Linked DNA regions of Homo sapiens: region 2 is linked to region 1. The links are chromatin loops, found by intact Hi-C in ENCODE. Cell type or tissue: A673. All regions are shown on one strand. Each heading gives the region's core, and the rest is flanking DNA. Links, peaks and the distances in the headings are about the cores only. Region 1 overlaps LOC124904244 (a long non-coding RNA gene). Region 2 overlaps VAPA (VAMP associated protein A).

What was found. Peaks named below come from ENCODE experiments on the same cell type or tissue, not always from the same donor. Only the 100,000 strongest peaks of a DNase experiment are listed, where the experiment ranks them.
Region 2: a loop joins it to region 1, with 2.5 times the contacts of the local background. A loop is called at or near these places in 30 of 110 quality-filtered maps.

Annotation. Positions count from the first base shown.
Region 1 is chr18:9,699,307-9,702,117 of GRCh38, forward strand. The region is part of intron 1 of LOC124904244 (a long non-coding RNA gene); the gene reads right to left. Among named protein-coding and RNA genes, the nearest start is that of RAB31, 7.6 kb to the right of the region's middle. In A673, for the core only: no CTCF peak of the experiment used is centred there; a DNase peak (open chromatin) is centred at 1,125.
Region 2 is chr18:9,923,807-9,926,617 of GRCh38, forward strand. The region is part of intron 1 of VAPA (VAMP associated protein A); the gene reads left to right. It also overlaps the pseudogene RNA5SP450. Among named protein-coding and RNA genes, the nearest start is that of VAPA, 11 kb to the left of the region's middle. RefSeq lists a silencer at 2,706-2,811. In A673, for the core only: no CTCF peak of the experiment used is centred there; no DNase peak of the experiment used is centred there; H3K27ac peaks cover 149 bases.

The DNA of each region.
Region 1 (2,811 bases), core at 159-2,658:
AAAAAAAAAAGACTTTCATCTGATTGGATGAGGCCCACCTACATTAGCAGAATACCCTGGTTTACTGCAAGTCCACTGATTTAAATGTTAGTCTCATGTAAGCTATCTTCACAGAAGCACTTAGAATAATGTTTGATGAAATATCTATGGCCTAGCCAAGCTGATACATAAAAGTAACCATCACAGGCTGGGTGCGGTGGCTCACGCCAGTAATTCCAGCACTTTGGGAAGCTGAGGCAGGCAGATCACGAGGTCAAGAGATCGAAACCATCCTGGCCAAAATGGTGAAACCCTGTCTCTACTAAAAAATACAAAAATTAGCTGGGCGTGGTGGCGCATGCCTGTAGTCCCAGCTACCTGGGAGGCTGAGGCAGGAGAATCCCTTGAACCCGGGAGGCGAAGGTTGCAGTGAGCCAAGATTGTGTCATTGCACTCTGGCCTGGATGACGGAGTGAGACTTCATCTCAAAATATATATATATATATATAATTGTTGGGTTTGCTGTTTACTCTTTAGGTAAGAACTGTAGGGCACGAAAAATAACCTAGTTGAGAGGGAAATGTGTTTCACAGACGTGATCTCACATGTTCTACAAATATTTATTATTTTTACTCTTTGGGAGAAATTCTTCAGCCCTGCAGGGAAAATACCAAAATGTATTTTCTGAATCCCCTCCAGTCAACAGGGAGAAATAGGACCAGTGTGTGTGTGATTATGCCAGCCAGCACTGACCTGCTCATCTTTGCAGCTGATTCTCTATGTCAAGCTTTGATATTTTATTTCCCAGTCTGTTCAACATTTTTTTCCTGCATATCCTCAGTAAGGCCTCAAACTAAAAACTGAACGCATGGGATGGTAATTTACATGTTTACTGAAGTGCATGGGCTTAAAGCCTGTCTGTGGCCCATCAGGGCAGATCTTTGCAGGGACTCTGCCTCAGTTTCAAGAACAATGACACCTTCCTTTAGGCAGGGGGACAGTGACATCTTTGACATAAGAAGCCTGGCAGGGCCCATGGGTACCTGGTACTTAGCTAGTAATTAACACTGAATAAGTGTTGCTGTGGTTACTTGCATCAAGCTTGCTTCCAGACGTTCACAGTCAAAAGAGAAGAGTACTCCTAGATAATCCTTAAACCTTCCGTTTAAGTTTCCTTTTCTTCCCTTCCTTATCCTCTATATGCAAATTTACATTTGGCAACCAGCAGGGAGCTTTCAGATTCCTTATCTCTCACACCCACCAGAACCTAATTTTGTTCATGGAGAGTAAAATAAATATTGCATTGGGGGAAAGATATGTGAAGGAACCCACGTGACAGAGAATGGCTGTCAGGATATGAACATATATAAAGTCAGACAGTCTGATTCTAAAAGAGCAGTTTATTATTGTTTGAGCAGCCTGACCGGGCCTTCTCCTTTCTGTTCCGCTAACCAGCACGGAGCTTTAGGTTTTACAACTCTGATAAGCTGATAAGTGAAAAAATCTTTTTTTTTTTTTTTTTTTTGGTGGCAGTCTTGTTCTGTTGCTCAGGCTGGAGTGCAGTAGTGCAATCTCAGCTCGCTGCAGTCTCTCCTGCCTCAGCCTCCCGAGTAGCTGGGATTACAGGCATGCACTACCACGCCCGGCTAATTTTTGTGTTTTTAGTAGAGATGGGGTTTCACCATGTTGGCCAGGCTGGTCTCAAAACCCCTGGCTTCAAGGCCCACCTTGGCCTCCCAAAGTGCTGGGATTACAGGTGTGAACCACTGCACCCAGCCGAAAATTATTTCTTGATGCTTTAATCTGTATGTTTACTTACTTGTGAAATTGAACACCTTCTTCATACATGCATTTCCTACTTGTGAACTCCCTGATTGCATCTGCTCATTTTTCCTAATGGACCTTGGTGGTTTTGTAAAAAATAATAATGATAAATAATAATCTATTAGTTCTTTCTATATTGATTATTAACCGAGTCATATTTATGCCAAATATTTTCCCAGATTGTAGTTTTAAAAATTGTGTTTATGATATTTCTTCCATTAAGCAAGTGTTAACTTTTTGGTGGTCGAACCTGTCAGTCTTTCTCCCTGTGATTTTTGAGAGTAAATCTGCATTTCCTTCTCCCCGCTTCCTCCCCCATTTAGGAGAAATGGAGCCAGGGCCCCTCTGTCCTTGGGCTACCCACAGTAAACCCTCGGCTAATCTTTTTTTTTTTTTTTGAGACGGAGTCTCACTCTATCGCCCAAGCTGGAGTGCAATGGCGTGATTTTGGCTCTGTGCAACCTCTGCCTCCTGAGTTCAAGAGATTCTCCTGCCTCAGCCTCCTGAGTAGCTGCGATTACAGGTGCCCGCCACCACGCCTGGTTAATTTTTGTATTTTTAGTAGAGATGATGTTTCACCATGTTGCACAGGCTGGTCTTGAACTCCTGACCTCAGGTGATCCACCCGCCTCTGCCTCCCAAAGTGCTGAGATTACAGGTGTGAGTCACCGCGCCCGGCCTGCCACTGACTAATCTTGATGCCCCACTTTTGAACATCTGCTGACACTAGAACCAGGGGAGGTTCCATAGCCTGAAACTCAGGAACCACATGTGGGCTAGGGGAAGAACTGTCTGGAGGAAGGCCAGCTTCCTACAAATCTTTACCCAAGGGAGGGTTCTGCCTTAAAGTCCTTAAAATGCCCTCTACCAGAGCTACTGAGGGTTGGTTCTTAGGGTAAGGTTCAGTTCAGTAGAAGAATATGACACTGAACACAAGTGTGCAGGAGGGGAAGGGCGGGGAGTCAGGAGAGGGCCACAAAAGGGGCTGGGGCCCCACCAGGAGACTGG
Region 2 (2,811 bases), core at 64-2,563, 220 kb after region 1:
TAAGAGGATTTATAAGCAAATTAAGCTACTATGGGTACATGTTTAAAAGTCCCTTGTTATATAAAATCAGTGCTAAATTAGAAAATGGAAAAAGTATAGATATTATAAAGCTGTCTATGGCCATACCACCCTGAACGCGCCCCATCTCGTCTGATCTCGGAAGCTAGCAGGGTCTGGTTAGTACTTGGATGGGAGATATTATAAAGCCAATAAAAATTACTCAATCTCACAAAATAACCTCTGTTAACATTTTGATAAACTTTTTATAGCTATGCTGTGTATAATTATATATTTGTATTTTGTATGTTTTTAGTTAAGATTATTGTGATCATTTTTTCATGTTATATTTTCCCCTAGCAAAAACTTTAGATCTAAATAATAAAAAAAAAAGTTTGTTTCAGGTTCTCTGAAAATGTACCTTCTTTTCTATTTCTTTACATCCTACCTGTCTAGAATCCAAAAACTTAAACTTTAGATGTGGACCGCTCGTTTCTATTTTAATCAAGATGTTAAATTATTAGTAAGTAGCATGCACTAATTTCACGTTCATTCTTGAACACTAACATTGTTCTTTTACAAATAATTTACGTATGTGTACATCTTATTGTTCTTTGGAAGTTTAGAGTGGAGGGACATAAAATTGGTATGAAATGTTGCAAATCAAAGTGTTCCACTTCTGTGTTAAGACTATTGTTTATTTTCTCTGCCTTGTTTTCAAGATTATGTCACCAGGATTGTTTAGGTCAGACTGAGCAGTGTATGCATCAGAATACCTTAAAAAGCACTCCTAAAACGTTTAAGGTAGTTTTTTAAGATGAAATGTCAATAAAGCTGTGATGGGTTTAAGATTGAATTATCTCCCATCTTTACCACCGGGTAGAAGACGTTCTTTAAGGTGGTAAGTAAAGTTAATCACAATGTCACATGACATGAGAGAAGCCTTAGAGATCATTTTGCCTACAAATTCTAAAATGAAGCAGGTTAGACTGGGATAGAGAGGGGAAGTGATTTACCCAAGGTCCATCAGCTAGGTAATGGTTTTAGCTGTTAAGCCTCAGATTGAACATACTACATTATGCTTTTTTTTTTTTTAAAGTCATAGTATAACATCAGTAACAAAAATGAGCATCTCCCTTGCCCCAGAAGGCTGCCAAAAGAATGGAAAGAAGTGTTTTCATTTTTTATTTAGGTACGTGTTTATGTAAAGGTGATGGATGAGTATTTATACGACCAGAACAATACTACACTGTATGAAAATGGTGTAAAAGAAGTAAAAGACATGGTCCCTTCCGGTTGGTAACTTTTTCATACTGTAATTTTAGGCTCCCAGAATGGGAATACTGGTTTATAAAAAATGATTACATGACCATATTAAGTGGATTTTGGAGAGTTTTCATGATACATTCTGAAACTGTTGATTGTATAGTATGGATAAACTGATTGTATAATATGATTGTATAATATGTTTGTATAATTGTATAATATGATTGTATAATATGGACAGTGAGGCAATTTCAGTAATTAAAGCCCTTAGAGGCTTAAATAAAATAGTGCAGTCTTGCTTTTCCATTAATCTCAGGATCCATACTTTTATGATGTTAGTGAAATCTTATGAAGAGATATGTTTTAGTGCTTCAATGACTAAGTTTTTAAAAATAGAACTAAGACTCATTTTTTTTCCCAGAAAGTATTACTCTATTTGTACAAAAATATTTATACAAAAATATTTCTTCAGTACCTACTACACCAGGCATTGTGTTAGTTGCTGGGGATACAGCAGCTAACGAAACAAAGACCTATTCATGGAGCTTACATCAAGTCTGATATTTAAATGTGTTTGAAAAAAACATACAGTAAGGGTAAATTCAAGTGACATCATTTAAAAAATTTGTAATAAGAATGTTTTAGGGCTTTCTTGGATGTAAAAATGTAAAATATTTTTTGAGTGCTTGATACTTATTTCAGGAAGTGTTCAGTGTTGACCTGTGTGACCAAGAGAAATACAATATCAATTTAAAAATCTTTTTCATATATTGCTAATTTGACTGCACTTTCATGCTTTATTGTGGCAGAAGTCTACCTGGAATACTTATGAATTAGAAAATAAATACCGTTTGGTTATACGTACAAAATTTATGAGAGTTCAGGCCCTAGAGTCAGACCTGGTTTGACTTCCCACTTTCATTGCTTTGAGTTATATGACCTTGGACTACTGTTTACCTTCTAAGTTGAATCATTTGTAAACTTGGTATATTAAAATGTAATGAAAGTATCTACTTCATGGACTTGTGAGGGTTAAATAACATAGTTCATACAAAGTTATTGATACATGAGTGCCCAATAAACGCTAGCTGTTCCGTTAGTAGATATTCTGTGTACTATATAGTATTAATATATGTTTTGTATATATGATTACCTTAACATGATGCCACAGATACTCAGCAGCATAACCCTTGTGTAACTGGGAAACAGTTTAATCAGTGATACAACTTAATTAGCTAAAACCTGTTAGAAACATTGAAGGTAGTCATCACCTGCATTGCTGTGGCTACATTGTTTGTGTATTTGAGCAGAGCACCCAGCCTTCCTCATTAGTCTGCACTGCATAGCTAAGAATTTACAAAGACCTTGTCAAGAACTGTGAAGGGACTGAAAATTTAGCCTGCTGCAGTTTTGTAGATGTTGGTAGAAGACATGAGATTTCCTGAGTTAGACAGTGGACATCATTGTTCATGGCACTGCAAGTGGAATGGGCTTTATATTTGTGTTGTTTTCCTTGCCCTCCTCAAGTTCCATGGAGGTGACAGAGGT